2 separate regions of the Homo sapiens genome follow, and region 1 is linked to region 2. The links are chromatin loops, found by intact Hi-C in ENCODE. Cell type or tissue: Calu3. All regions are shown on one strand. Each heading gives the region's core, and the rest is flanking DNA. Links, peaks and the distances in the headings are about the cores only.

Region 1 (15,715 bases), core at 9,593-14,592, 200 kb after region 2:
TGAGGTCAGGAGTTTAAGACCAGCCAAGGCAACATGGGGACACCTGTGTCTACAAAAAAATACAAAAAGTTAGCCAAGCATTGTGGTTTGTACCTGTAGTCCCAGCTACTTGGAAGGCTGTGGTCGGAGGACCTCTTGAGCTTAGGAAGCAGTTTGTGCTTAGCTGAAATACACCACTACACTCAAGCCTGGGTGGCAGAGCCAGACTCTGTCTCAAAAAAAAAAAAAAAAAAATATATATATATATAGAGAGAGAGAGAGAGAGAGAGAGCGTACTCATATATGTTATATATAACATAGGTTTATATGTTATATATAACATAGGTTTATATGTTATATATAACAGGTTTATATGATAGATATAACATGTTGACATACTTTAAATGTTATAACATGTTTATATGTTATATATGTTGTATATATAACATGTTTATATTTGTTGTATATATAACATATATGTTGCCTTTTAACTATTTTTAAGAGTACAGTTCATTGGCATTATGTACATTCACATTGTTGTCTAACCATCACCACCATCCATTTCCAAAACTTTTTTTCTGTTGTAAAACTGAAATTCTGTACCCATTATACATTAACTCCCCATTTTCTCCTACCCCCAGGCCCTAGCAACCATCATTCTGCTTTCTGTCTCTATGGGTTTGACTGCTGTAAGTACCTCGTATGAGTCGAATCCTACAGTATTTGTCCCTTTGGAACTGGCTTATTTCACTTAGTGTAATTTCTTCCAGGTTCATTCATGTAGCATGTATTAGAATCTCCTTTTTGTAAGGCTGAATAATATTCCATTGTATGTATATACTACATTTTGTTTATCCAATTCCCTTTTCATTTTTGCAAAAAAACAAGAGAGAAAGAAAAAATGAGGGAAAGAGGTATGGAAGTAAATACGGCATATTAAGAAAACAAATTTCTACTTTTCTATAAATAGGGCTTTTGCAAATGACTAAAAATTTTACTTTGAAAAGATTTCTTTCTCTGTTATTAAATTGGTGTTATTAAAACAGAGTTCTAATTTCTTTTACGTACATGTGCATATAAATATAACTTCTTCAACAAAGCCTTTCCTGATTCCCCTTTCCCACCTTGGCTGGAACTTATTGCTTCCCTTATTGAATTCACAAAACATTTCATCTGTACCCCTCTAAAAAACACATATTTTTGGCCGGGCACAGTGGCTCACGCCTATAATCCCAGCACTGTGGGAGGCCGAGGCGGGCAGATCACGAGGTCAGGAGTTCGAGACCAGCCTGGCCAACATGGTGAAACCCTGTCTCTACTAAAAATACAAAAATTAGCTGGGCATGGTGGCGGGTGCCTGGAATCCCAGCTACTCAGGAGGCTGAGGCGGGAGAATTGCTTGAACCCGGGAGGTGGAGGTTGCAGTGAGCCAAGATCGTGCCACTGCACTCTAGCCTGGGTGACAGAGCAAGACTCCGTCTCGGGGTGGGGGAAAGAAAAAAACAAAAAGCACACACTTTTTTTAACCTGTCTTGTAGATATTTGTGTGCCTGTCTTATTTTCTGTATTAGGCTGTAAATTCCCTGAGGGCAAGATCCAAGTCTGCCATTTTTGTATTCCCAGAATGCCTTGCTTCCTTATTGTTTAATGCTAATTGTTGGATGAATTTGTTACTTCACAAGAAAAAGAGTTGTATATTCTTTTCTTTTTTTTTAATTTTCTCAAACTTCAATCACTCTTCTCACTAAGTTGATAGTTGATGCCACTGGAAAAGTTATGACTTAACATTTTGAAATGTCTTATCTTTAAGGGACAAGAGGAATAAGAAAGAGTTATTAAGAGAAACAGAAAAGAATACACCAACGGGGAAAGGATTTTTAGGAAGAAAGAGGTAGCTAACAGTGTTAAATTCTGCTCAGGTCAAGGAAGGTAAAAACCAAGAATAGTTAGTTGACTTGGGCAGTTCAGAAAAGTCATGAGAGCAAAAGCCAGGCTATAAGGGGTTAAAGATCCGGTGGTCGGTGAGGAAAAGGAAGCCTCTGGTGTGGGCACTGAATTATACCATCTGAAACACGGCTTTCTGCTCAGAGGGAAGAGAAAAAAGAAGAGTGTTTTGAGAAAGGCAGCAAAGAGCAAGGGAAAAAAAATCTTTGTAAGCTAAGAGGAAAATTTATTATGGGGGAATGTTATTGTAATATAAATGACCCACTTAAAATTGGCCCCCATTTTAATGTCACTTGAGCATAAGCTGGCTCTATAAGATACTTCGTTTATTTGTTTTAACAGTTATTTCTGATCTGTTTCCAGAGTAAACCCAATAATAAGGTGACTGAAAATCTCTGACTATGTTTGAGGGACTTCCACTGAGTACCAGTGAAAACTCCAGCATGGCAGTAACACCCTGGACCAGAACGCCAGGCAGCATGCCTGCTAACTCAGATCCATGGTTCATCCACGAACGCATTTCATTACCTCTGCTACTTCTGTTCCTTCTTCTGTAAAAGGAGAATGAGCCCTTCAGATCCGTCTCCTATTAGAGACTTAACCTATTGAGAAGATGATGTGAACTTTTATACAGCAGTGCCCTGTAAAGAGTTGTGGTCCCTAACCTCAGCAGCTAGTACAGCAGTAGGGCCTCCGGGAAAAGGGTCTTTCACTGGAAAATGACTACCTGCTGTAAGCCAGGTGTTACAGAGGTGGGCCACATTTACAGTTATATTGTGGTGTCTAAAGATTTTCAATATTAGAGAAGGTGGATGAAAGACAAATATGATTTGATATGCAGAAGAATACATGATAGTTAAAAGAATGGTTCCTTTGAAAATTCTTCTACTCTACATGTGGTTCACTTTTCAAAGAGAATAATGCACAGGATATGGATATATATATATATATATAGCATCATCAAATATATATATATATTTGTGAGATTTATAGACTATTTTTAATTTCCTTTACTTCTCCAATTTTCCTACTTTATTAGACTTTTATCTTCATATTACAACCATTGTCTGGATTTCATATTGCGCAGGCAACTCTGTTTCCCATGTGGTACCCACAGCTATACTATATATTTGCATAGATAGCAGGAGGAGTAGAATTAGCCTCAGCAATTTTGTGGTGTTGAGAAGAAATACTTGTTTGAGTAAAATTTACTTAGAATGATTGGGCTTTCCCCCATGGTGTTTTATATACTCAGGATGGTGATCCCATTACTTAAATGTGAACAGTTATCTCTAGGAAAGGTTAGCGTGGGAAACATCGGCTGTGTAAGGAAGTGGAATTGTAATATAGTGAGGTTAAACGTGTTTGGAAGAAATGTGCTGAAATCACTAATGCCATAAAGTTTCCATATGTAGTCAGTGCACGTATATGGTGTGTAGCAGTGCTGTAAAATCAAAACCAAATGTTTTCAAAGGGAAGAAAAGCAATTATTGAATGGGGCTTTTAACGTTGCTATACGTGTGTGCAGATTTTCAAGAACACAAAATTAAAAGTTATTATATGGGTTAATTAAACCACAGTATGAATACTAAGCAATTTGGGGCCTACTGCCCTCTATTGATAACATGTTAATAGGTAAAAATGCATAACTTCTGATTCATTTGAGAGAAAATGAATCCATTTAAAATAAAGTGTAATGAATAATTGTATAAGCCTGGGGCCATTTTCATTTCACAGGGCTGATATTTTAATGGTCTAAAATGTAAAGGACTCTTTTTAAGTCTGAAGCAATGAAAGTAGTCTCAAATGTGCTATTGAGACAGAGGACTTTATTGCTTCAAAACTAGTTACTTTCATCTTAGTTTGCATTTTGTGGAGGAGGAAATAAAGTAAGGAGAATATTTTTGCACAGGGTGTGTCCTAGAAGTGTGAAAGCTTCTAGACACTTGGTGTTTACATTTGAACAACCACAATCAGCTTATTGTCACTTAAATGTTTTTATTATTTTCAGAATTATTCTAAAAGGTTATTCTGTCATTTTTCCTGAATGAGTTTTTAAATCTAAAATTTGCAGTCTAGTGAATAATGTTCAAACTTAGAACCCATATGATTTTGCATAGAGAAATTAACTATAAATAGGGCTAGGAATTTTTAATTGTAAGTTTTGGGAAACAGACATTTGTGGCAAGTGTAGTTATTCCTAATGTTTCTAGTTACTCTTGTGTCTGAAGAAAGAAATGACAGCCCAGAGATTAAAAGCCCTGACACTAGAACCAGACTATCTAGGTTCCTAGTTTTGTGACATTGAATAAGTTCTATAACTTGTCAATGCTGCAGTTTCATCTCCAAGGGTTGTTGTGAGAATTGAACAATATAATAATTTATGTAAAGCACAAGAGCAACTGGTATTCTGAATAAGGACGAGCTTGTATTTATTTATTTATTTTTATAAGATTTCTCTTTCTCTCTCTCTTTCTTTTTTCTTCCTTTCTCTCTCTTCTCTTTCTTTCTTTTTTCTTCCTTCCTTCCTTTATAGCTTTATTTCTTTCTCTTTTTTTTTTTTTTTGACAGAGTGTTGCTCACCCAGGCTGGAGTGCAGTGATATGATCTCTGCTCACTGCAACCTCCGCCTCCTGGGTTCAAGTAATTCTCCTGCCTCAGCCTCCCAAGTAGCTGGGACTACAGGCGTGTGCCACCATGCCCAGTTAATTTTTGCATTTTTGTAGAGACAGAGTTTCACCATGTTGGCCAGGCTGGTCTCAAACTCCTGACCTCAGGTGATCTGACTGCCTCAGCGTCCCAAAGTGTTGGGATTACAGGCGTGAGCCACTGTGTCTGGCCTTTTAAGATTACTTTAAAAGAGCAGCAGTGAAAAGTGCCTGTGCACATGCTCCCTTAAAGCATAATTGCTCTATATTTTAATATCCTTACTAGAATTATAATTTGAAGCAAATATCTCCACAAAGCCAGATCAATAAAGTTAAGACATCAGATTATAAAAATTGGCAGTCTATTATTAGAGACATATAGTAGCTTTTTTTCAGACTGACATTTAGAGCCACCAGAATTATTTGTAACTACTAGCATGATTTTGAAGAAATAACTCAAAAATATATGAGTAAGAATCCTATTTCAAATGAGCCAGAAATAGCCATTGCAGCAGCCAAATGAGCTAACATTACTGAGAATTTGAGAGTAGTGGTCCACAAGTTAAATATTTTGTCTTGCTTTTCTTCTAATAAAGATTCAAGAAGCCAGAAGTTTGCAGGATGCATTTTGAATTTTAGAAAACGTTCAGTTTAGTCAGCTTCTGTTGGGTACTCAGCTCATATCAAGACTTGGAAGTGCCAAAATAATAACGTGTGATCCAGGACCTCATGGAAGGGATACAGAAACAGATCTTTCAATTTGAGGTAACAAATGAGGGTGTGGGAAGCGCATCTGGAAGAAAGGGCCCAGTGTTAGGATTTGGTAATAGAGACAGTTCTGCACATGTGGGAAGAGACTAAAACCAGATTGTAGTAGCTGGAGAGTACAAGCATCAGATGTTTGTTCATTTAGTCAATAGATAGTTATTGATCAACTTCCACTGACAAGAATTTCTGCTCTCATGGAACTCACATATCTAGTGGATATGCTCACTGTAGTTTTAGCTAGAAGGAAAGTTACAGGTTTATGGGAAGTGTTTAGTTTAGTTTTTTTTTTTTTTGAGACAGAATCTAGCTCTGTCGCCCAGGCTGGAGTGCAGTGGCATGATCTCAGCTCACTGCAACCTCCACCTCCCGGGTCCAAGTGATTCTCCTGCCTCAGCCTCCCAAGTAGCTAGGACTACAGGCGTGTGCCACCATGCCCAACTAATTTTTTGTATTTTTAGTAAAGACAGGGTTTCACCGTGTTAGTCAGGATGGTCTCGAACTCCTGACCTTGTGATCCACCCGCCTCAGCCTCCCAAAGTGCTGAGATTACAGGTGTGAGCCACCATGCTCAGCCCTTAGTTTGGTTATTTTTAAGATCTGAACTGTATGAACCTGTTTATAGACTCTCACTGTTTAAGAACTCTGAGAGTAAAGGTGTGGAGAAAGGGAATAACTAGAGAAACAAAAGTTCTGAAAGACACTGATTGGAGTATGGATCCTCTGTTAAAATTTATTTTCTTTCCACTGATGAAGTGTGTATTTTATATCTCTTTACAGGCATAGATGTAGATATAAAATGTTACTTGTCATATATGAACATTATTCTGACTCTCAATAGCCTGTGGCATAAAGTGCTACTTGATCACAAAAATGAGGGGACAATGATCTTGTAACTTTCTACTACAATTACATACAAATATTTATAATCCCATTAGATATTGTATTGATAAACACCTGTATGTAGTCTACAATATGAGGATTTAATAAATTGCTGTCTTAGGTACCAAAAATATTTCTGCGAAGGGCCTTCTTTGTGCCTTCTTTGTGTTTCTGTAGTTATGCAGCTCTGATAGCCGACACTTCTTTGTGTTTTGTAGTTATGCAGCCCTGATAGCCGACTGGCCGGTGGTGGTCTTGGGCATGTGCACCATGTTCATCGTAGTCTGTGCCTTGGTTGGAGTATTAGTGCCAGAGCTCCCTGACTTCTCTGATCCATTGCTGGTAACTAACTTTTATGTTTTCTTTAGCCTAAAATCATCTCCAAATATTGTGTATTTTAATACATGTTGCATTATGTTATTTAGTAACCCATTTCTTTAAAAACCTTCTCAAGCAACAATTCTCTTTCTGAAAAGTAAAGACATGACTTTATCTGTATTATCAGGTTCTTAAAAGGTCAAGGAACTTGTTTACCCTCAAAAATCTGGAAGGTTTGCTTCTTGGTCCCCATGTTTAAGCTAAAAAGCAATAAATTGGAGAATCTGCCTTCTACAAAATTATTCTCATAAAGTCTTTAACACTGTCTCTGTTTTCTCCCAAAGAAGTTAAAGGAATTTCAGTATTACTAACAGATCACAGAGTCTGTTTTTAAGTAAATGTTTCTCTGGAGTGGAATAATGAGGAAAATATGATCAAGGATAATGAAACACTCTTTGTAAAAATACAGTGCGTAACATGATTTAATTTGATCATAATTTTTATAAGATAAAAGTAAGTATTTACTAAATGCTTAGGCATGAGTTGGAAAGATAAACTTTCTTTAGACATGTAACATACCAAAGAATCAAACTGTTTTGTCACAGCAAATAGGTGATGATTATCATGTCAAGGCATCTTGTTTTAATGCAGTCACCTCTGGAGTAGCTGTGAGGAACAGCTATATTTTCTGTTGAAAGCTATATATCACTTTGACATTGCTTTCCCAAGCTTTTATTGTAACTGTACTTAGCCTGAAATGAAATATACTAATGAGCACCTGTAATTTTGCCTTAGGGTTTTGAACCAAGAGGAACAGCAATAGGCCAGAGATTGGTCACATGGAATAATATGGTGAAAAATACAGGATACAAAGCAACATTAGCAAATTATCCCTTTAAATATGCAGATGAACAAGCCAAAAGGTAATCAATTATTTATTTTTATATAACTTTTAGACAAAACATTGCTGAATGAATTCCTCTTCAAATACTGCCTAAACAAAAAATTTAAATGTAAAATGTGTGGCTCAAAATCTTTGCCACTGAATTTGCTTAACTTGTCATTGTGTTTGAAGATTTTGTTGTAGTAGGATGAAAAGGTGAGATTTTCTTTTTTTTTTTCTTTTTTAGAAGTGAGAAAATTAATGTTGGTTGCTTCTTCTAATCCTTTCAACTTAATATCAAGGACTAAGCAGGTCATGGCTTTGAGGAAGTAATGTTTCCAGTATGCTTATCAGCTTTGAAATAACGAGAACTTTATTGAAGATCAAATTGTCGTTCCATTTCAGCCATCGGGATGATAGATGGTCAGATGATCATTATGAAAGAGAGAAAAGAGAAGTTGACTGGAACTTCCACAAGGACAGCTTTTTCTGCGACGTTCCAAGTGAGTGACATTGTAGATGAACAAACCACTCAGCAGTTTGCTCGCATTTAAAATTGAACATGATCACAGTCTAGACTGATAGCCGTGTGTGGCTAGTCACACAGCTTCACTGTTGCTGTTGAACCTAAAGAAATTTTGGCTAATTAACTTTTTCTTTTACTTCTCTAGTTTAGTCAACTACTAGTCTGAGTTTATTATATTATTAAAATTAATGAAAAAGTAATGATTGAGTTTTCTTATTTTAAGGAAGATATAAATCTAATGAAATTCTTGACCTTGCCCAACATTTCAAGTCTTTTTAAAAATTCCTTGTACTATTTATTTCTAGATCAAGTACAGGTACATATTTTTGCATTGAACCTTGAAATAATCTGTTGAATTATTAAAAAATTATTTAAAGTTCCAATTCATTCTAAAGTGAATCAGAAAATGGCTTAAAGTTCTGATTCATTCAAAAAGCAATACTATATTAAGAGCCTTCTGTGTGTTACCTCATCACTAGGCAGTAGAGGTAGAGAGGTGAAAAAAATAAAGTCTAGAGGTTCAAAGTTTGAATGCCTCAGGGGCCTGGCATATAATCCAAGTGAATAAAGCTAGCTAGGTGTGACAGGAGAAGTGATGGTGATTGTGGAACACTAAGGAACATCTGCCCTGTCGAAAGAAATCGGCTGCTACTTAGCCGCGACAAAAGATGGGGTTCTAGAAATGAGGGCCCAAATGTTGCAAGAACTTGCCAGAGGTCAAAAACCCAGAATTTTTTTTTTTTTTGAGACAGAGTTTCGCTCTTGTTGCCCAGGCTGGAGTACAATGGCGCAATCTTGTCTTACCACAACCTCCATCTCCCAGGTTCAAGCGATTCTCCTGCTTCAGCCTTCCCGAGTAGCTGGGATTACAGGCATGCACCACCATGCCTGGCTAATTTTGTATTTTTAGTAGAGACGGGGTTTCTCCATCCGTGTTGGTTAGGCTGCTCTCGAACTCCCGAACTTAGGTGACCATACCGCCTTGACTTCCCAAAGTGCTGGGATTACAGGCATGAGCCACCGCACCTGGCCAAGAATCCAGATTTGAATGTGGAGCCATTAATTCTCTAAATGTTGGCAACAAATTCACTACCCAAAATTTGCTGTAACATGGAGTCAGCCTGATTACTCTGCAGCTGCCAGAGAAGAAGGAAGGCACAGCCTAGAGGACATGAATATAAGTATGTAAGCCATTGATTAGCCATAGTGATTAGGATTGAGGAATTGTGGATAGTATAATTTTTAATTAAGTGAATATTAACATTAAAGCTCTTTTGATTTCAGCTTTTGCTGTTGGTGTTGAAAATCCCTCTTAAATGTATTTTTTCCTGTCTTATTAGAACACTAGATGACCTGATTGGATCTTTGATGTTTCTGGAGTTTACCAAGTCTCAGGGTCTTTATTTTGATCACTTACTCTGTATAGTAATAGATAGTAGGAGATGAGGCAGAACCTTATACTGATCCCAGGAAGCAATACATGTTTCCTTTTCTGTCTCTTCTCTTAAAAAACATTAGGAAATTGAACTCTGGTTACTTGCATGTTCTGGCTGGTTTATTTCTCTCAATCAAAGTATTAGTATATATTATTGCTTAACCAACATCTGTTAGTTATGATCTTAACCAGGAAAAACATTACATTTCAATAGTCAACAGTAAATGCTGTCTCATAAGTAGATTCTGCCTTGACTAAAGCCATTACCAGCTCTATGTAAATGAAATGCTTCAGTTTCTACCAGGCTGATTTTGCTCTCCAAAATCAGTCAACATGAGATAATAGCCAAAACTTCATGATCATAAATAAAAACTTTTATAATAAAGCTTTATTCATAAATTTACCAGCTTATTTGTTAGCACAATTAGACATTTTAACTATCATAAAATTAATCTTCTTTGTTTTATGTGGTTCATATTCTTTAATACGTGGTTCATATTGTTTCTGTTCTGAGGATACAGAAACAATATTGTTGGGCATCTATTATTATCTCATTTAATTCTCACAGCTATTTGAGATAGATATTGCTGTCTGCATTTTACAAATGAAGAACCAAGGCTCAGAGAAGTTGTTAGTTGCCTAAGGTCACGTAGCTAGTAAATGACAGGACCTGGTTATATCCTAATCTGACTTTAAAGACCATGCATGCTCTTTCTGGTATATCATACAACCTCCCTTATTCAGAAACATATTTTTTTGTTAATCTGATTTTCAAAATATTTTTTCTAGCCTCTAGTGTACCAGAGAGACCATGTACTCGACCAGAATGTGGCCAGCATTCTGTACTTAGTTGGCTGTTTTTAGCGATTTTAAATAGATCACCCACCATCTCTCCTCTCTAGTTAGCTGCCAGGGAGAACATCCCTATAATCCATTCTTGGTATTCCCTAGTGCATCTTTTTGTATTAGGGTGATGTGTTGTGAAATTAAGAGGGATATATTCAATTCGTTTCCTGTTGTAAATTCCTGTGGATTTTTCTTCCTATAGTCTGACCAAAAATAGATTTGCTATATAATTCATACAATTTTAAGATGTAGTGAGTAGACAAAGGCTTTGCGCTAAGACAATATTATGGCATTGCTTTTTTTTTTCTTTTAACATTTTCTCCTGGAATTTATCAAAGGAAAGAATTTCCTGCTGCTAATGAATCATCCATGTGGTTTCCCAGTTTGAATTATTTCCAAATCCTGAGTCTTATGAAATAAATGAATAATTTATAAACCTTTTTCTTTCCTTTTTTTTTTCATATCACCAGGTGACCGATATTCCAGAGTGGTATTTACTTCATCTGGAGGGGAGACATTATGGAATTTACCTGCAATTAAATCAATGTGCAATGTAGATAATTCCAGGGTATGTAAGATAAAAACTAAAATCTCCTTAGCACAAATAAGGTTGTATTATTGAAACTCCTTTTACTGCTGACCCTGGTTTCTGATCAGATGAAAGTACTTCAGAGGCTTACCTACTGAGGAGTAAACTCCAGCAGGCCAGCTTTGCATTCTTTCAGATCCCAGGATCAAAGTGTCCGTGTTTCCTTCAACTTTAAAACATACCATCTTCCTTTTTCTTTCCCATTCATGATCTCTGGCTGTTGATGGTGTTTTCTGTTATTTCACATAGTATTTCTTTTCAGTATAATATTTAAGACTGTTTTTCTTCTTTTGTTGTATTTTTATTTCCTAACCTAGTTTCATTGTTCCCTATTTCCTGCCCTGAGGCAGTTGTCAGCATCTTAATTGTGCAATGAAATGCCTGCCTCTCTGGCAATCACTGGGTCATTTGGGCCAGTGACCTCAAAGGGAAATTTAGGGAGCAGGCTGGGAAAGGGGACATCAAAGAGCATAAATACAGTATCTATGTAAATGACCACAGTAATCCAATCCAAACTGCCCTGAATGCTAAACACCTTGCTGCTTCGGGAGACACCGGGATGCAAGAAGACAGGCGCTTTGTCTCTCAGTCTTCTCTACAGCCAAAAACATGTCCGCATCAGAAAATGTAGTGAGCTTCTGGGTTTGGAAGAGCTGTCAATTTCATATGTTCAGAGATAGTTTCTCTAAATAGAAACTGCTATCTGATGTCACTAATGAACTTGTCCAAGCATAGCAACCAGCATAAAAGGAACTCTTTGTGTTCTCAGCATAACTCTAAAATGTAAAATGACTGGTTAAAAAATCGAATCATGTGCCGTGCTGAGAGCTAGCCTGACCACCTCATGCAATCACCTGTTCGGTCAACAGGGAAATTTCTTAATGAAATAGGCAGTAGAAAGGAAAGAAGAGATCACCCAAACCAGCAGTCTCATTGTACTAACATGAGTACCTTCTAAGAACTAAGTATCTTAACCAGGTAACCTAGTTAGTTGGTCCCAGACCTCCCAGATTTACCCCATCCTTCATTCTAAGAGGCTGTTTGTACATTTTGAAAATGACTTTCCAATCGACTGAGGTATCAGGATTTTCTGTCAGTGCTATCTTCCTTTCACATAGACCAAAGCCACAAACGATCTATAAATAGACCAAAGTTTCTTAATTGGTGATCAATTTTTATTTGTGATGTTTTCTTCTCTTCTACAGCTATCAGTTCCTTATTTGAAGGCTATGAACCTATTTCTCTTTGTCATGCATTAGGATACTTCTTATACAGAAAATTAACTCTAAAGTTGTAAATGTGTAGCGAAATTTACTATGTGCAAGACTTTATGCTGGGTACTTGTACATCACTCACAGTGGATCTGTGACCTTGGAATTTACAATGCATTTTACACGGATGATAAATTAAGCTAAGAGAAGCTAAGCCAGTCTGGTTACTTTATAATCTCACCTTGGATGAGTACAGTTCATTAATTTCTATTCCTTCTTGTCCTCATTCTTCTACCTTTGGTTGATCTTCAGACCTTCCCTTTCCTGAAGACTCTGAAGTGATTGAATTCACTCAGTTAATTAATAGCTGATATTTAGTGAGTATTTACCATGTGCCAGGAAGTGTTCTAAATACTTTAATACATTATTTCATTTAATCCCAATGACAGTGTTGTGAATTAAATACTAAATAGCCCATTTTTCAGTTGAGGAAAGTTCACATCTTTGGTCAGGGGCACTTCCAGGATTGGAACCCAGCCAAGTTGAACTCCAGCGTCTGCCTTTACCCACCCTGCTTTATGCTTCTAGTGAGGAAGATACCTCCCCCGTTTTGTTTCCTGTATATGCCATTTCCCACACAAATGAAGCTTAAAAAGTCACTGTGGTCTGGAATAAGTATCCTTTTTTTTCTTAAAGAGCTAGCAATTTATTCCATGAGTACATGTTAGACTCTGAGACTCAAAAGCCAGTAAGCAATAGTACGCCATGGTGGCTTTCATAAATAAAAGTAGTATAGTCTCTCATCTCTCCTCTCTCTCTGTCTCTCTCTCTCTCTCTATATATATATATATATTTGTAAACTACCTCAACATGATTTATATAGATAGATAGATGATAAAAATCATCATGTTGAGGTAGTTTACAGAAAAGCATATGCAAAGGATGAGATAAATAAGTTGAATGAAATACATGAAGGGAAAACAATGGGAGGAAAATAATAAAGCTAAGGATGAGATTTATACTAATGCACACCCCACAATCTTGTACATTTGCTGATGGGAGCTGCAAACTTATCTGTAACCTCCCAGCAGCCAGAGCAAAAAGGATTCACAATCAGTAACAAAAGTCATATAAATAGGGTAACAAGTTTGTTTTTTAGAAGCCCAGCTTTTCCTCCTGCTAAGACGGGAGGAGACAGTTCCCCCATAGTCTTCATAAAAGAAGTGTGACACTGTGTACAAAATTTTTAACAGCGTGCTTAGAAGAGATACAATATTAAAGTTCAGCTGATTTGCAAAACATAGGTAGGCTGGTAGCAAGAAAACATTACAGTAAAAGCATTTCTATAAGAGATCAAAGCAATGGAATCTATGTGGCTTTCTAATGGTTTAGCTTGTTGCATTTGCATAATTTAGATTATCTAAAGGAATAGATGTACTCTGCTTGTCTATCTTTCTACCGAGTTGATAAGGATAGGACAGCTGTGAGTTTAAGTTTGTAATCCCTGGCAAGAACAGTACAACTACATGTTTTTAGTACATATTTTCTAAGTCAACAACTAAAAGCATTATCTATATGCTTTGGCAGTTAATTAGGAAGAGAGCAGTATTGCGGTGCTCTTGTGAGAATTTGAGAAACAGACTCAAGACATGTGTCAAAATGAATGGTTGGTATGGCCAATTATAGATCCATACCAACAAATGAATAAATAGGTGATCAAAGCCCCAAAAGTCTACCTCAAAGAGTATGGTTATCATTTTAGCTTGTTAAATACTATTTTTACCAATTATAAACACCTTTGTATTCTAGTCTCAAACTCTATGAACCTGGAATAATAAACCTTTCTCATGGAGATAATATATTCATCTGATATCTTAAGTAATAACTATTGGTTAACAGTTCGACTTTCAGAATATTACTGTACCTTTTTTTAGTCTCCCAGTTGAAGACACTGTTAGGGGTTTTCTTTGTTACAGTGGTTCGAGCAGAGTTGTCCTAAGACTACTTGGCAGTTGTTCCTCTCCCCAGCCCCCAAATCCTGGTTGTTATATGGAAGCACTTGATTATTAACAACTATGAAGTTAAATGGGGCGCAACCAAGCAATAGCAAGCAGAAGACCTTAATTGTTGGTGGGTTGACTCCAGAAAACGTCTGGTAATTAGTATAAGATCTCAGTGAGACCAGATGTTTCAATTGTCACCTGCCTGTGTTTACAGCACATTTAGTTCAAACTCTAGGTTTTGTTTAAATTACATGCCATTTGTACTCATAATTCAGACATTGGTTTCCAAAGTGAAGTACTTCTGTTTCTGATCCTGTTGTCTACCTCTTAACAGAAATGCTTGTTTCCTTACACACTTTCAAAAGGAGCTTCAGTTGATTCCCCTACTCTTCTTCATTGCCTCTTTCTGCCCTTTGACATCCTAAGGGACACACTGGTGTCGTTAGTAACCAGAAGTGAGTCTCTCTAATCTTGACTCTGCTGGAAACCATGTACTTGTTCCATAGTCTTTGTACAATGTAGAAGTTGGAGCTCTGAGGACTCAGCTTGTAAAGGGATTTGAAATTTGGTGTCAGAGACTGTTTACTAGGGTGACTTTTGTAGACAGCTAGAAAACCCCTGAAGCTTAGAAGATCCCAGAAACATGTTTTCCTATTCTTGTTTTAAAGAGGGCTACAGAGCCCTTGCTTTTTCTTTTCTCCCGAGGCTCCCCTTAAACGTTTAATACATAGGGAGGTTGGTTACGCGTGGAGGAGGGTCCGGCAGTCAATTGAACCTGGTATTAAGGGCTTAATTTTCCTCCCTTTTGTTCTTTTCTCAGCTTCTTAAAATATCTGCAACTTAGCCAATAGTTTTAAAAGTTAAGGTATCATTTAAAACTCTCTGCTGGTTTCTTCTTTTTCTCTCTTCTCTTACTTTACCCTCTATTTTAAGTCAACTCCACCCCTGGCACTATCTAACTAGGGAAGTGTGCCAAGAGATGTTATAACCACATAAGCACAATGATTCCCCTAAACATCCATTTTGTGAATAACTAGAATTAGAAGGGCTATATTCCTCATGAGAGGTATAAGAAGTTGCTTCCACTAACTCCATTTTTATTTTTATAAACTTCAAAGATTTTGAAATTATTCCTATGAATCCCTCTTCCAAAAATATGGCAAAAACATATCTGTGTTCTGTGTGAAGACATACCTGTTTTCCAGTCTCTTTAAGCCCCATAATATAATACATGCTTCTGTGTTTCTGTATCTCAGTCACACATGACTAAGTTAGTGCCATTGTCACATCATACTTACAGACTTTGGTACTTTCTCTGTAGGTCACCATAAGCCCTTACAGATAATACCATACTTCTCGCTTTGAATTACAGTTACTTATGTTTGTGTCTGATTTCCCTGCCACACTGTGAACAATTTGGAGGAAGGACAACTGTGCCTTATTCATCTTATGTAGATGCTCAGTAAATTTGCTTTTGAATGGATGAATAGATCCAGAACATATGACCTTACTCCCTAAAAGTACAGACAATTCCTTGAACTCCATTCCTTTAAATTCAGCGTGTTGGCATCCAACTCAGGGTAGAGAAAACCAGTCACGATGTCTTTTCTCTGTCCTTATTTCTTACCCTGTATGAGTTCTCGAAAACTGGTTTTCCAAAGGTTGACCATCAATCAGTACCATCTT
Region 2 (15,715 bases), core at 4,116-9,115:
AGTCTAGCTTGGAGCCAGCTGGCAAACAGAAAAGTGGTTTGCAAAGTCCTGATCCCAGCAGCACCAAACTGAGTATAGAAGAGGAGTTTGAAAATGAGACAATGGCTGACACAGTGGGCCACTGAACATTTAATTTATGAACAAGGAAATGGCATAATCAGAGTGTTAGAATGCTGACTCTGGTGGCAGTGTGAGAAATAATTGAAAAAGGGAGACTTACGAGACTATTAAATCTATCCAGGAAAGATGCAGTGAGAGTCCAGCCTTGGATTTGCTCCAATTCTGTTATCAAAGTTTCTGTCCTGTTCCTGAATCCTGAGTCATCTTGCCCATGTTATCCTTAGTTCTTGTACGTGGATCCCCTTCCAATTTCTGTTGCTGTGCCTTTTTAGCCTACCCAAGACTGCCCATTCACAAGTTAAGGACAGCTAAGAATTCTAGACTGGACAGCCTGCCTGGGTCCCCTAATATGACCTGCTTTAAATAGCACCATATTCCAGGAAACTCTTCAGACATCCTGCTATTCCTCTGAAATCTCTGAAGCTAACTGCTTACCTAGTCCTACTATGTGCCATACCTAAGTGTTAGGGTTTCAGAGATGAACGATATTCTATACTCAAGAGGCTGGGCATGGTGGCTCATGCCTGTAATCCTAGCACTTTGGGAGGCCAAGGCAGGAGGATCATTTGAGCTCAGGAGTTAGAGGCCAGCCTGGCCAACATAGGGAGACCTCATCTCTAAAAAAAAAGGAAAAAGTATTCTATACTCAAGGAAACTGAAGTTTAGGGAAAAAGGCATCAAATGTAAATAAATAGTTAGAATATGATGATAGAAAAGTAATTGCTAATATTTATTATAAGATAGGAATTTTTAAGTGCTTGAGATACAAACACATTTAAACCTCGTAACAAACCTAGGAGGTAGGTTCTGTTATTACTCCCATTTTATAGGTGGTGAAACTGAGACACAGAAGATTAAGTGATTTGTTCAAGGTCAGGCAGTAAGGAAGTGTTGGAACTGGCATTCAAGTCCCAGAGCAGTCAGCCTCTGCAGTTCAGGATTCAGGGACTGAGAGTAGGAAAATTTAAAAAGGTTGATGAGGTTCAAATGGAAATCAACAAGAGGGTCTGACAAATTGGATTAAGTTTTCACCTGTGGGTAGAGGGAGAAAGGGTGTGTGTGTGTGCGCGTGCGTGCGTGTGCACATATATATGCGTATGTGTTCGTATTCGTGTGTGTGTGTGTGTGTGTGTGTGTGTGTGTGTGTGTGTAGCTGCATGGCTCTCCTTAGAGATGCTTCTTTAAATCCCCCTTTTCTTGCCTACCACTGCTTATAACCCACCATTTCTGCAATGAAAGGCAGAGATGGAGGACCTGCGTACACTCTATGGTAAATTGTTGGAGTAAAACCTGTTCAGAAATCAAACCTTCCTCTTTGGCTGCCTGCCACTGTGCTGGATTCAATCATAACAAGTAGCCCAGACCCCAACCATCTTCTCTACATCAACCTCACCTTTATTCTACCACAATATTCATCTGTTATCAAATGAGATAAAGTATAAGAGAGCATTTTATAAGTTATTAAGTGTCATACAAATATTAGTTATCATTGTTACTACCACCTGCAAAACTGGTCAATTTCGATAAGTTTCCTTTTCTGCATGTCTGAGTTCTATGAAAAACTTCACTAAAAAACTCATTGAAAAATCCCCATGTTGTTTTCGGAACTGATCACTAGGTGTTGCTATTTGATAACACATTATCAACACCCTGCCCACCCCCAAATGCCTGTATTTTTTTGCAGAGGTACTGAGATTGATTTTTCTCTATTTGATTTTGATAAGAATTATCTGTTGTGTTTCACATAATTTGCAGAGAAATAATTTGAAGTCAAGTAGGAGTAATTGGCCTTATTCCTTGCTTCCCCTCTTTTTCCTCTTTCATGCCTTCGATTTTAACAACCATCTCTCTCACTGCAGTGCCTGCAATGCAGATCACTCCTCAATCCCTATTTCATCTATTCAACAAATATTTATTGAACATTATATATGTGCCAGACATTGACTAGGAGCTGAGTATACAAGAGTGAATAAAACAGCCAAAGTTTTGACCACCATGCAGCTTACTCTTACGGCTCTTTCTTGGACAACCGACCCACATTTTCAACTTTTTTTGCAATAGGAACTAAACTTGTCTTTTCGTTTCCCACATTGAAAATCTCTCAGGTAGCATCCATGTAGCTGAACTGCTTCTCAAACTCATCATATTCATCCTGAGCACCACCTTTTGACTTGAATGGAAACATGACTTGTTCTCTTAAGTCATCAAGCTCAAAAATCTCAGTTATGCTAAGTGAAATAAGCCAGGCACAGAAAGTCAAATACTGGGTGATCTCCCTTATATGTGGAATCTAAAAAAGTAAATTTCATAGAAACAGTGAGCAGAAAGATGGTTGTGGTTACCATCGGCTGGTGAGGGGGAGAAGGGTGGGAGAAGCGAAGGAATGTTGATCAAAGGGTTCAAGGTTTCAGTTTAGACTGAAGGAATACGTTTCAATGATCTATAATAATGTATTGTGTATTTCAAAACTGTTAAAATAATAGATTTTTAACATCTCACAAGAAAAAAGATAAATTGATGAAGTGATAGATATGTTAGATATGTTAATTAGCTGGATTTAACCTTTCTACAATGTGTGCATGGATCAAAACATCATGTTGTACCTCATAAATGCACATAATTATTTTTGTCAATTAAAAATAAATAAAGTTTAAAAACCCAAACTTTTTTTTTTTTTTTTTGAACTGCTTCCTCTCCTTTGCTTCCATTCCTAATCAATTGTCACATCCAAGCTTTGGAACAGGTCTTCAGTGCCCCTGGCCTGGGCCACAGTGATAGAATTTCCTGCTTCCTTTTCCTCTTACCTCCAACAAATCCTCTACATTGCTGACAGAGTAATTCTCTTGAATAGTACTTCTCACCATACAACCCCCAGCCCCTTTCTTTATTCTAAGCATTTAAACTCCTATTCTTAGCATCTAAATCTCTCCATCACCTGACTTCAACCTCCATAGTCTTCACTCTACCTCTAAATCAACAAAAAGTGGGTTAAGAAATGTTTATGTACCATGCATTGGACTAAGGCACATGGAGTAGAGATATGAACAAGACCAGATCCCTTCCCTCATGATAAGCAGAAGATTACTAAATAAGTGTTATGGATTGAATTGTGCCCATCCCCAATTCATATGTTGATACCCTACCCGCCAGTACCTTAGAATGTATTAGGAGATAGGGCCTTTAAAGAGGTAAAGGGGTTAAATGAGGTCATGAGGGTAGGACACCAATCCAGTAGGACTGGTGCTCTTGTAAAAGGAGAGAGATACACCAGGGATGCACACATACAGAGGAGAGGTGACGTAAGGACACAGAGAGAAAGAAGACAGCCATCTGCAAGTCTGGAAAGAGACCTCAGGAGAAACCAAACCTGCCAACACTTTGATCTTGGACTTCCAGTTGATGGCAGTGGCAGGCCATTTGTAGCAACCGCTGCCATCATGCCAGCTGCAGCAGGGAGGCGCAGCCAGGGCTGCACACTCCATGAAGCCAGCAGGAACTGGGGAGAAGTGGGAGCCCCACCCATTCTGAGTTGGGGCAGGAGCTCCTTGGATGCCACTGCAGCCGCCCAAGCCACAGCTGCGGACCCAGACATCCCTGTGCTCTTGGGGCCCGGGAGCAGGTGGGAGCTCCAACCTCTGATGCACAGCTTCAGCTGCCCAAACCAGGGCTGCAGATCCAGGCCTCCTGCTCCATGGAGCAGGCAGGAGCCACCTCCCCTCCTGCCCCTCCTCCACCCCCACAGCTGTAGCCGCCCAAACTGTGGCTGCAGACCCAGGCATCTCTACACTCTTAGGGGCCCTGGAAGGCCTCCTCCTACCCTCACAGGCTTGGAAGTGCCTGCTCCCACTGCCTGGCTTCTCTCTGCTGTAGGCACCTGCTTCTATCTTGAAGCAAAGTCAGGCTGAGCCCAGGCACTGTTGGAGCCCAGCCAAGTGTGCACACTCTTGGGGCAGTGCTGACATGCCAGCTTCTTGCCATCTCAGCCACTTCTGGACTTTGGGCACCAACAAGCATAGGAAGGAAGCCAAGGGTGGCTAAGGGCAGCTCTGCACTGGCCTGCAGGTGCCCCTTGGCAACTACAGCCTGGATACCATGGATGGCAGCTGAAGGCAGACAGGTTCCTGGGCAGAAGTGGGCAGGTCCCTGGTGAGGCCCCACATTCAGGCTAGGGAGGGCCTGAAGACTGTGGGCTGGACTGCTAGTCCCATGAACCAGAGTAGGAACTCCTGGTGCCTTTTCCCGGCCCACCCATGGCCACCTGTGGACCAATCGGCACACACTTCCTCCCCTCTGAGGCCCATAAAAGTCCTGGGTTCATCCAGAGCTGAGTAGACATTGGGATGAACAGCTGCAGAGAGGAGCTACCCACTTCAGGGACTCCTCTCTGCTGAGAGCTGCAGAGAAAATGGTATAACTTGTCTGCAGAGAGGAGCTTCCTACAACAGGGTCTCCTCTCTGCCAGGAGCTGAACACTCGCCAATGGGACACCATAGCTACAGAAAGGCGCTGCCTTCTGTGGGAGACCGAGCTGTTCTATCACTCAATAAAGCTCCGCTTCATCTTACCCACTCTCCACTTGTCTGCATACCTCATTCTTCCTCGTCACAGGACAAGAACTCAGGACCCATTGAATGGCGGGGCTAAAAGAGCTATAATGCAAACAGAGCTGAAACATGCCCCTTGCTTGCCATGTTGCAGGCAAAGAAAAGGAGAGATGAGCTGTGGCCCTTCGGGGATCCCAGACCTTGGAGCTCCCTGAGCCAGGGCTGTGACTCCCTCTTTAAAGCCCTGCAGTTCCTGGGATCTCCAAGCTTCCAGGTGCCACCATATTCCCCAGTGCCAGCCATGATGAGCTACTTGTGTTGCGTCTGGTTCAGCTGCAGCTTCTCAGAGAGCCAGCACCCATGCCAGCACCTGGTGCTGCCCACCCCACTGCAGCAGCCAGCATGTCTGTCTGGGCGCAGTGGCCGGACCACAGATTCATTCACACACCCCTCACCATTCCACGCCTGACTCATCCTTGACAAGCATGGGACCCAGGTCAGTAGTGTGAGACAAGTTCATCCTGCCTAGCCAAGTAGGAGAAAAGAGCCCAGCAGGCCCGAGCAAAACTTGGGCAAAGGTACCACCGGCTACAGAGATTTCCAGCCAGAAAAATGGCACCCCAAAGATCCCATAACACAGTCTTGATTTTGGATTTCCAAAACTATCAGAAAACAAATTCTGTTGTTTAAGCCACCCAGCCTGTAGGTATTTTGTTATGGTAGCCCTAGCAAACAAAGACAATAAGTAAATGCAATAAATTTTTGGAGAAATGGTGTTGGGCAGAACACTGGGACCACAGGAGGGAGGGGTCCACATATCTCTCTTTTGTATTATTATTATGCATTATTATGTGTTGTATTATTCATTGTTTTCCTAATATGCCAGTCTCCATAGCTTTGCCCTTACTGTTTTCTTCACTGGGCAAATGCAGCTCCCTATCTTCTCTCTACTATGAAAATCGGCCCGTCTTTTAAAGCCAATGCCATTACCGAGTTCTCTATAAAATCTTTCCTCTGTTCTAAATTTGATTTTATCAGTCTTTTCTCTTGGTTCCCTTACCACTTTTTTTGTGTGTGCATGCCTTTCTGATAGTCCTCATTTTCTGCAGCTTTAATTTTGATTCTTTGGTTTTTTTTGTTTGTTTTTTTGTTTGTTTGTTTTTTGAGATGGAGTTTCGCTCTTGTTGCCCAGGCTGGAGTGCAATGGTGTTATCTTGGCTCACTGCAACCTCCGCCACCCGGGTTCAAGCAATTCTCCTGTCTCAGCCTCCCAAGATTATAGGCATATGCCACCATGCCTGGCTAATTTTGTATTTTTAGTAGAGATGGTGTTTCACCATGTTGGTCAGGCTGGTCTTGAACTCCCAACCTCAGGTGATCTGCCCACCTCAGTCTCCCAAAGTGCTAGGATTACAGGCATGAGCCACTGTGTCTGTCGATATTCTTTGTATTTTTAACTCACCTATTCTCCCAATCTTAAGTGCCTCAATAGAAGGAAATGTCTGTCACTCATTTATATGTACTGAAAGTACCTATTACTGGGATTTGCACACAGTAGATGCTCAATAAATATTTATTTAATTTGAACAAGGGGAAACTCCTGCAAGAATAAAGAGAATTATACACTTTTGTTGACATTTTAAGGAGAATATATTCTTTGTTCTTTTCTAAAAAAGAAATGATGGGGTTATTTTCCATTCTCTTACAAATTATGGACTTAAAAGGGGTAACTAAAAGAAACTGACCATCCAAGTTTCTATGTCTTCAAGTGTCAGTTTATCCAAATCTAGAAGTTTGGGTTAAACAAACACATTCAGAGTTTATCTCTAGCACACTTCTCTGTGGGTATGAAAACATTTGGGATTGAAGAGTTATTGGAAATTTAACTTCTAGAGAATGAGAACAATGACCTAAAAGTTTAACTCCTTCTTTTCTTCCTGTCCCCTAAGTTATGGCCTCAGCTTCTGAAGCCCTTTCTTCTATACCCTTTGCTAAATTTTATTAAGATCTAGCATTCACCTGAAAACTTCAGGGGGCTCACAGAACAGCTTCAGAATTCCCCCACTAACTCTCAATACAAACAAGTACTCTTAACCCTAAATGCTTTCCTCTTTTTTTCTTTCAGTTAAATCTTAATTTTTAAAGTGTAATGAAAATATTCCTGACTGGGTGCAGTGGCTTATGCCTGTAATTCCAACACTTTGGGAGGCCAAGGTGGGAGGATTGCTTGAGCTCAGGAGTTCGAGCCCAGCCTGGCAAACATGGTGAAACTCTGTCTCTACTAAAAATGCAAAAACTAGCTGGTTGTGGTGGCATGTGCCTGTAGTCCCAGCTACTTCAGAGGCTGAGGGGGGAGGATCTTCTGAGCCTGGGGGGAGGAGTTTGCTGTCACCCTCCAGCCTGGGCAACAGAGTGAGACCATGTCTCAAAAAAAAAAAAAAAAAAGTCTAAAGAACTTTAGTAACTCAAACATGAGTCATGCTGGAATTAAACAGAAAAAAAACCTGTCTTGCTCTGTTGAGCTGTTAACACAATAGTCTTCATATAAACCTAAGCTAGGAAATCCTGTTCTCATTTGCTCAGTGGAATGCTATACAGAAATGAAAGAAAGTAATGTGGAATGAATGAAGCTACTCAAAAGAATACATACTCTTTCTTTATTACAAAGCTTGAGAATGAGCAAAATTAATGTCTAGTTATTGTGAGGATTAAATGAGTAGATTCATGCAAAGCCCTTGAATGAATAGACTAATTGAAGCTAATCAATAAGTGTGAGCCACTTTTGTCACCATGAGGGTTGGTCACTGAAACCCCTCTGAAATAATTGCACTTATTAAGTGGTCTTTTTTTTTTGACAGAGTCTCACTCTGTCACCCAGGCTGGAGTGCAGTGGTGCAACCTCAACTCACTGCAACCTCTGCCTCCCAGGTTTAACCAATTCTCCTGCCTCAGCCTCCCGACTACAGGTGCACGCCAACATGCCCAGCTAATTTTTGTATTTTTAGTAGAGATGAGGTTTTGCCATGTTGGCCAGGCTCATCTTGAACTCCTGACCTCAGGTGATCTGCCCGCCTCAGCCTCCCAAAGTGCAGGGATTACAGGTGTGAGCCACCACACCCGGCAACATTAAGTGGTCTTAATGAAGAATCTTAAGCTGCCCTGATGACACGGTGATGAAAGCTCCAGTAAGCTAACTTCACCCAGAAGACTGGTCACCTCCATCAGCACCTGCAGGCAGAGGTGATGCTAGCAGTAAAATGAGGCTGACTGAAGGGCAGGAAGCAGAGAAGGGTGTGGCTCAGGCGAGAGATCCAGCGAACAGTGGCTAGCAAGGTATTTCTGAGAACAGCATGGGGAGGGTGGGAGAAACAGGAAAGCAGGTGTAATAGAAGCTCCAGAGTGGGACTTTAAGGACACCCCCACACATGATAGCTTCCATCACCCTTCCTCAAGCTATCCCAAATAAGTGCACTCTATGGGCAGTACTTTTTATAATTTAAGAGAAAACCATAGGCTCGCTTTGGAAACAGCTCCAGGAGATGTTCCTTAGCCCTGTTCTTAACCAGGACCGCCCTCCTTTAATACCGGATCTGGAGCAGCCCCTGGGTCCTTGGTCCCTCATTCCCTAAGACAACAGCCCATTCATCCTGCCTTAGATGCTACAATGAGGCAGATGTGAGGGACAGGAATTCATCCCTCCTCTGGTTCCAGAGTCATGTCCCACAGTGGTAGTTTCCATTGTACTCTGTCTGGCTACATGTTGAGCCTGCAAACATGCTGTTAATGCTCTTTTTAATGTTCTGTAGTAAGAATGTATGCATGCTCAAAAATGTTGAATAACAGAAATACCACTTTTCAAAAATTGCAACATTTCTGTTTATTTCTCTCCTTTTCCATCTACTCTCCTTTTACTCAGGAATTTGTAGATTCAAAGTAACTTAACTAGTGGTTTGGGGATTTATAATAGATTTTATGAAGAAGGCTTTGAAAGTACTTTAAAAAACACTATATTCCTTATATTTCAATCTATAAATGTAAAAATGTCTCCATAAAGAGCCAAACTGCACTTAAACTGTCATTTTCAAGTTCATGGACACTCATAATCCAAAATTAATTATAATCCTCAGTAATTATAATGACACCATTAAGTTCTTCACATCTCAGGATTTGTTCTACATGAGAATGATCTTAACTCGATTATACTTCAGCAACCTGAGTTGTCATATAATTGCTCTCTGAAACTCATGAATGGTGACACCGCAGGTATTTAACAAATGCTATTGGATTTTCTTATCCTGATCATGTTTCCTTTTTCCTCACCTCTAAAAAAAATGATGTAGGAAAGGTAAAGGCATGGAAAAGGAAATATGAACTATTCATGACATTTTTCAAATGAAATGATAATTCAAATTATGTTTTGGGTAATAGAAAAATGGAGCCTTAAGCAAAAATTGTAGACTAGTTGGCATTCCTCTAGCTACAGTAAGTGAAGCCTGAATCTTTGACTCTATACATCTTCAAAGTATCCTAAGGTGAGCAGACTTTGGGTTAGTTCTCATAGTGTGGTTTTCTCAAGAAGAGTCCCACAGGCTGGGCGCGATGATTCATGCCTGTAATCCCAGCATTTTGGGAGGCCAAGGCAGGTGGATCACTTGAGGTCAGGAGTTCGAGACCAGCCTGGCCAACAAGGCAAAACCCTGTCTCTACTGAAAATACAAAAACTAGCCAGATGTGGTGGCGGGCACCTGTAATCCATCTACTCAGGAGGCTGAAGCATGAGAATCGCTTGAACCTGGGAGGTGGAGATTGCAGTGAGCTGAGATTGTACCACTGCACTCCAGCCTGGGCCACAAAATGAGACCCTGTCTCAAAAAAAAAAAAAAAAAAGAAGAGTCCCACAAACTTTGTTCCCTAATGAACTTAGCTATGAACTATATGCATGTATAAATGCAGGGTATACTTTTTCTCTAATAGATTGGGTTAACTTTGCCTATGTAATTTGTCAAAGTTTCCCAAGATAAGGGATCATGGACCTAACAGGATCATCCATGAGCATACTGAAATTGTATGTAAAATTGTGTGTGTGAGCACGTACTTTTTCCTGGGAGAATCGGTGTATATTTTGGATCATATTTTCAGAAGGGAAATCATTCTCATTAAAGAAATAAGGGCAAGAAGGACTGACTCTGGGTGAGAACCAGAAAAAAAAACAAGGAGCCCAAGAGCAAAGTCTAATGCTGGTACAAGACAGCAGGAGGGGTGGGTGGAGTGAATGGCACAGGCAGTGGTTCTGAAGCATCAAACTAGAAAATAGCTGTCCAAGAACAGAAAGTCATCCATCCCGGAATGATAGGGTTTATTTATTGTAAATACTCTGAGTTCATTTGCCAGAATTGATTTTTTTGAGGCAGGCTCACACAAATCATTCAGGTCAAAAGACTCTCCAGCCAAGCCCTAATGGACAGAGGAAAGATGTCTGACGTGAACCGTAGGTGGGTAACTACTTCAGCAAACACGAAGGAGTTTGATGAGGAGGAGGGAGTAGACTGGCTGAATTCATGTGCTTAGACCTTAATTGAGGACCAGATAAAGGGCTCATCATTTAGGTTGTTCCTTTCAGGTCTTTTCAGTTAGTTTATGATTTGGCCAGAGGTCATTCTTCTCCAAAGTAGCACATCTGTTTTTATTCATTCACTCTTAGGTAGGAATTCAGGATGTATGGTGACACTGGAGCAGTTAGTTGCAGGGACATGGAGGAGGTGGGAAGGGAGAGGAGGACACAAGGGGAAGGGCACATGGGCAGAGGGACAGCAGTTCTGCAGAGCTTCACACCTCCCGGGAGGAAGAGTGGAAGGGCCTGGGACCATAGCACTGTGCTGGTAAACTGAGGCCCTCCTGTTCCATATGTCAATCCACTATTAATGCTTCATTTCATTAATTCTTGAAGGCCTTTTTTTTAAATGAATATTTTCCAAGGAAATAAAAGAACACTCCTGGGAGGATCAATGCTTAAGACCTCTTCAGCTTCCACCTCAAATTTTAGTTAATACCATAACAAGGGGTGGGAACACAGAGGAAATATGAGAGGGCTGATGATTATGTTCCATAATTTTGCTAAGAATCCGACCTTTTTCAGCGTTCCTGTCCCAGCAGTATTTAAAATCATTACTGGCTTACATGTCAAAAGTTCAGGGATCATATTTTTGAAATAAAACTGACAAGTATAAGTATACTTACATGGATAATAGGATAGGATACCTGAGATTATAATGAGATTTAGCCAAAGGTGGCCGACTCCCATTTCACTTACGAGTTACACCCTTCCCAACCTACAATTAGATCTGCTGGCTAGATGCCACATGAAATGTAAGGCAAACTTTTCTTCCCCTTAAAAATTGTAGAAAAATTACTGGTCTAAAGTTTTGGGTAATATTACACTTTTTATTTGGACACTTTGGTTTAAAGACTTTTATTGTTTAAAACTGTATATTTTATTGTCATATGTGTTAGCTGTCAAGAAAAGGTTATTATCAACCATAACACACTTATTTGGGCAGCTAGCAATGAACTATTCAAAAAGTCCATGGTAAATGGCTTTGATGTTTTGAAGAACATGTGAATGCTGGCATTCTGGGAGTGTTTGAGGGAAGTCCAGCTTTTAAGATAAACTGATGCTTAGAAGGTGTAGAAAGAATGTTATCTACCTTTGTAAACTGAAATCTCTTTGGGACCTTAAAAAAAAAGCAAGAAAGTTATCTTTCTCTTTAGACTAGGAATACACAGGAAGAGGAAGGTGAAAAGCGAGTTGGTTGGGTAATGGACTATTTTAAGTGTTTCATGTTGATTTGGCGAAAACAATTATTTTTCTTATTTAAAAATTACATTTCACATCAAGACTGAATGATTTTAATATTTTAAACATACATTTGTTTTGTTAAGGTAACTAGAAGTGATTTTATTTTCAGGCTTATTCTTTCACCTCTGCTTCTATGAAGTGATTCATGTTACACTGGCATGTAAAGTACCCGAGCCTGCAATAGGGAGAAACTTCTCCAATGAAAAGAGGTATTTTTCTAGCTACGTATGCTGCATATTTGTCAAGGAAAAACTGTTAGTGGTTTTGCGGCTTGACATTTTCCATTTCATATATTATTTAAATAAACACATTAATTTTAGATTTGGAACTGTTTGGACAGTTAGCTTTCCTGAGTCATCTAAGACCCCTCTCTGTTCACCTTACTATCAACTATCTTTTTTTTTTTTTCTAGTCCCACTGGCAGTTCCTTAACTCTCTCCTTATAGCACCTACCTTTCTTTACCTACCGTTTTATCATTCTTCTTTCTCTGTATTTGACTTTGTTTTGGAATAGAAACAGATTAAATTTGCATTTTTCAAATTGTCCAAGTTGGAGAATGACCCTTTACATATAATACAAGTAAAGGTGAGTGAACTTCTGTGAACTTTCTTCTGTGAACTTTTGTACCATTCATGGGCCAGAGAACCAATTTTTGGTATATTACATATGGTGTGTGTGTGTGTGTGTGTGTGTGTGTGTGTGTATTTAAATATACCTTCTTAGTTTAAAAATTCAATGGTGTAAAATAAAATAATAACATTAGAGTCCAATTTGACTTCATTTATATTAAGCAAAATACACTAACACACATACACAAACTTTATTGCAGATTCTCTTGGAATCTTAGAGTCAGAAGTTAGGTCATCTGGCCCACACTCACCCACTTCTCATTAAAGCAATGGTGGAAGATCGTCATTCACTTCTGTTTGGAGATCTCAAAAAATGGACAATTCTGCCTGTTTTGAATGGCTTTTTTTCCCCCCGTTGATTCATGTGTTGATTTGTTTATCTCTTTGTCATTTATCAGACACAAACTATGTCAATCACTGGAAAGCACAGTCATCTTTTGGGGTATACTTCCTGCCCTCCAGGAATGTAAATTACTGTGGGAAGAGACAGCTATGTAAATGCGTAAATATAGCATATAATATGGTCATTAACACTGCAGAGATATGAAGCCGTGGATGAGGCCAGAGGACAAGACTCATTACCTCCTCTTGGAGGCCATTGGGAGGATTCATAGGGTCACATTTGTGATGGTCCTGAAGGTTGAGTAGGAGTATAACAGTTGAAGAGGCAGAAGGAAGACATTCCAGGTACAAAGCAAAACACATGCAAAGAAACTCAGTAAGAAGAGACTGGAAAGACAGGGTGGTTGGAGGTCTGTTTCATGGAAGCTCTAAAGAGAAAACTAGATTTTGTCAGAAGGGATGAGAAGATAGGTAATTTGGGGGAGAGGTAGCGAGGGAAAAGATACAGGATGAGTCTGGAAAGATAACTGGTGGTTCTGAGTAGGAAAACCCATATCTGTTAAGGAATTGGATTTTATCCCATAAGCAACATGAAGCCAACTAGTGCTTCCAACTGTAATAATAATAGCTATCACTTATATTGCAGTTTCAATGTGGTGGGCATTGTCCTAAGTATTTTAGATACATTAACTTAGACTTTGTACCAACCCTATGAGGTAAGAACTATTATCATCCCCATTTTAAGATGATGAAACTGAGGCACAGAGAGGTTAGGTAAGTTACTTAAGACCACACAGATAGTAGTGGACAAAACTGGGATTTGAACTAAGTAAGGGAGTTTTAGAAAAATAACTGATAGCAATGTGGAGTGTGGCTCACAGCTAGTGGCAAGAAGTCCAGTCTGGAGGCTGTTATAATAATTCAAACAGAAGAGTTTATATTGAGACAGCTGCCAGGATGGAAAAGTACATCAAAAAACATACTGTGTCAAAATTTTATCTCTTATATGCTTGCTGTGGGATGCAAAGCATTCTGAGTTCTCTCGAATGATTTCATCATAAATCAGAACTTTGATAAAGAGTGGCAATAGAAGAACTTGGCAAATATTTATTGCATGCTCATTCATGCAAGCCCCTATGCAACTCTGCTCTACTTTCAAGTATCATTTACTTCATTTTTATTACAACTAAATTTCCTAGTAGAAATATAATCTAGCATTTAAAATGTGGCATGGTATTTCCTTCATGCACAGGTATTCCCAGAGAGATGTTCTTTTATATTTTCTGACCAAACGAAAATAAGCCACTCAGTGTCTTGCTATGAATCCCTGTCAGAAAGTGGCTCATGTTTGCCAGAGTTTGGGTGGGCAGTGGGCCAATCTCAAATGACTTGAGTAAATCATTTGAACCCAAACACTCTCTTCTTCTTTTAAAATCTCCACAGACTAATGGTGGTCTGCCTAAGGACGTGGTTGTTCCTGCCTGCATTCTCCGTGTGTTCCCTCCTGACTGGCACAGACTGCCTCTGTGTGGTTGATGGGAATGAGGGGTGGAGGTTGCTGTTCACATTAAGGCCCTGACAAGGCAAGCCAAGGCAATTTTCTGAATACTTAATGGGAAAGTTGGGGTTGGGTGTTAAGTGTCCAGGAATTTGTCTGAATTTACTTTGCCAGTGAGCAGATATGACATTTGTTCACTATTTATTCAACAAATCTTTATTGATCTCTATTATATGCTAGGTTTCATGCTAATTGCTTGGAGTCGGAGACAAATAAAACATTGTTTGTGGCTTCAGGAAGTTTACCTCCTAGCTCCCCATATCAATAAAAAGAAACCACATTAGTTATCATAACACAGTGAATTCAGTATTGGGAATTGGCTAAGTGAGTGATGGACAACTGAAAAGGCAAGAGGGGTCACTGAGGTCATAGAGAGACAGAAGCTGCAGGAAGCAGCTCACATCTCTAGGGCTGGAGGAACAAAGGGAAGAGCAGGGGCTGCAGAAGTGGTGCCTGGGACTCTGAGGAGGGGCCACCTTTCAGTAGCAGGTACTCTTGGGGACCTGATGAAGTTGGTTTTGGAAGTAGGGTAAAAGCTGGAAACTGGTCCTGATAGCCATTCCCAAGGAGAAGGGCCATTCCAGGTGATGCCAATAGGAAAAAGGAAGCAGACAGGAAAGAGAATGTCCCTTCTCTGTCTGCTTTCAGTATCCTTCTTTTGCCCCCTATTGGCAAAGTCTACTGGACAGCAACTGGCAAAGAAGAAATGTCCATTGGACTGACTTGTGCAGACAGAGATGCAAGCAGCTCAAGCTTTCTAGCAGGAGGTTCAGTCTAGGCCTAAGCTGGAACTGAAACATGTTTGAACATGTTGCATTCTAGAGAACTGGATATCCAGAATTTGATTTGTGTGTTCTTGCTTCAGGGTCTTTGCCCTGTTCCTTCCTTGTTCCCTCCCCTCCCCTCCAATCCCATCTCCTCCCCTCCCCTCCCTTCCCATCCTGCCCCTTCCCTTCACTTCTCACTGAATCTAGCTCTGTACCCAGGCTGGAGTGCAATGGTGCAATCTCAGCTAACTGCAACCTCCACCTCCCGGGTTCAAGGGATTCTCATGCCTCAGCTTCCTGAGTAGCTGGGATTACAGGTGTGCAAGTCACCACACCCCGCTAATGTTTTGTGTTTTTAGTAGAGACAGGGTTTCACCATGTTGGCCAGGCTGGTCTCGAACTCCTGACCTCAGGTGATCCACCCACCTCGGCCTCCCAAAGTGCTGGGATTACAAGCGTGAGCCACCACGCCTGGTCTCTGGTTATTCTTTCTGCATGGAATACTTTTCCTCAGACATGCTTTTTTTTTCCTTCCTTCCTTCCTTCCTTCTTTCTTTCTTTCTTCCTTGCCTTTCTTTCTTCCTTTCTTCCTTTCCTTTCTTTGGAGATGGAGTCTTGCTCTGTCACCTAGGTTGGAGTGCAGTGGTGCAATCTTGGCTCACTGCAACCTCCGCCTCCCAGGTTCAAGCGATTCTCCTGCCTCAGCCTCCCGAGTAGCTGAGATTACAGGTGCGCACCACCACACCTGGCAAATGTTTGTATTTTTAGTAGAGACTGGGTTTCACCATGCTGGTGAGGCTGGTCTCAAACTCTTGACCTCAAGTGATCTGCTCACCTCGGCCTCCCAAAGTGCTGGGATTACAGGCATGAGCCACCGTGCCCAGTCACTTTTTTTTCA

What was found. Hi-C counts contacts between places; a loop is a spot of excess contacts. Peaks named below come from ENCODE experiments on the same cell type or tissue, not always from the same donor. Only the 100,000 strongest peaks of a DNase experiment are listed, where the experiment ranks them.
Region 1: it touches region 2 in a loop (5-fold over the local background); 11 of 110 quality-filtered maps call a loop at or near these places.

What each region holds. Positions count from the first base shown.
Region 1 is chr1:222,984,189-222,999,903 of GRCh38, forward strand. It overlaps DISP1 (dispatched RND transporter family member 1), which reads left to right. Exons shown (of 9, transcript NM_001377229.1): 5 at 6,437-6,560; 6 at 7,332-7,459; 7 at 7,825-7,922; 8 at 10,697-10,794. Among named protein-coding and RNA genes, the nearest start is that of TLR5, 150 kb to the right of the region's middle. In Calu3, for the core only: no CTCF peak of the experiment used is centred there; a DNase peak (open chromatin) is centred at 11,663.
Region 2 is chr1:222,791,205-222,806,919 of GRCh38, forward strand. No RefSeq gene overlaps it. Among named protein-coding and RNA genes, the nearest start is that of DISP1, 16 kb to the right of the region's middle. RefSeq lists an enhancer at 13,949-14,118. In Calu3, for the core only: no CTCF peak of the experiment used is centred there; DNase peaks (open chromatin) are centred at 7,037 and 7,951.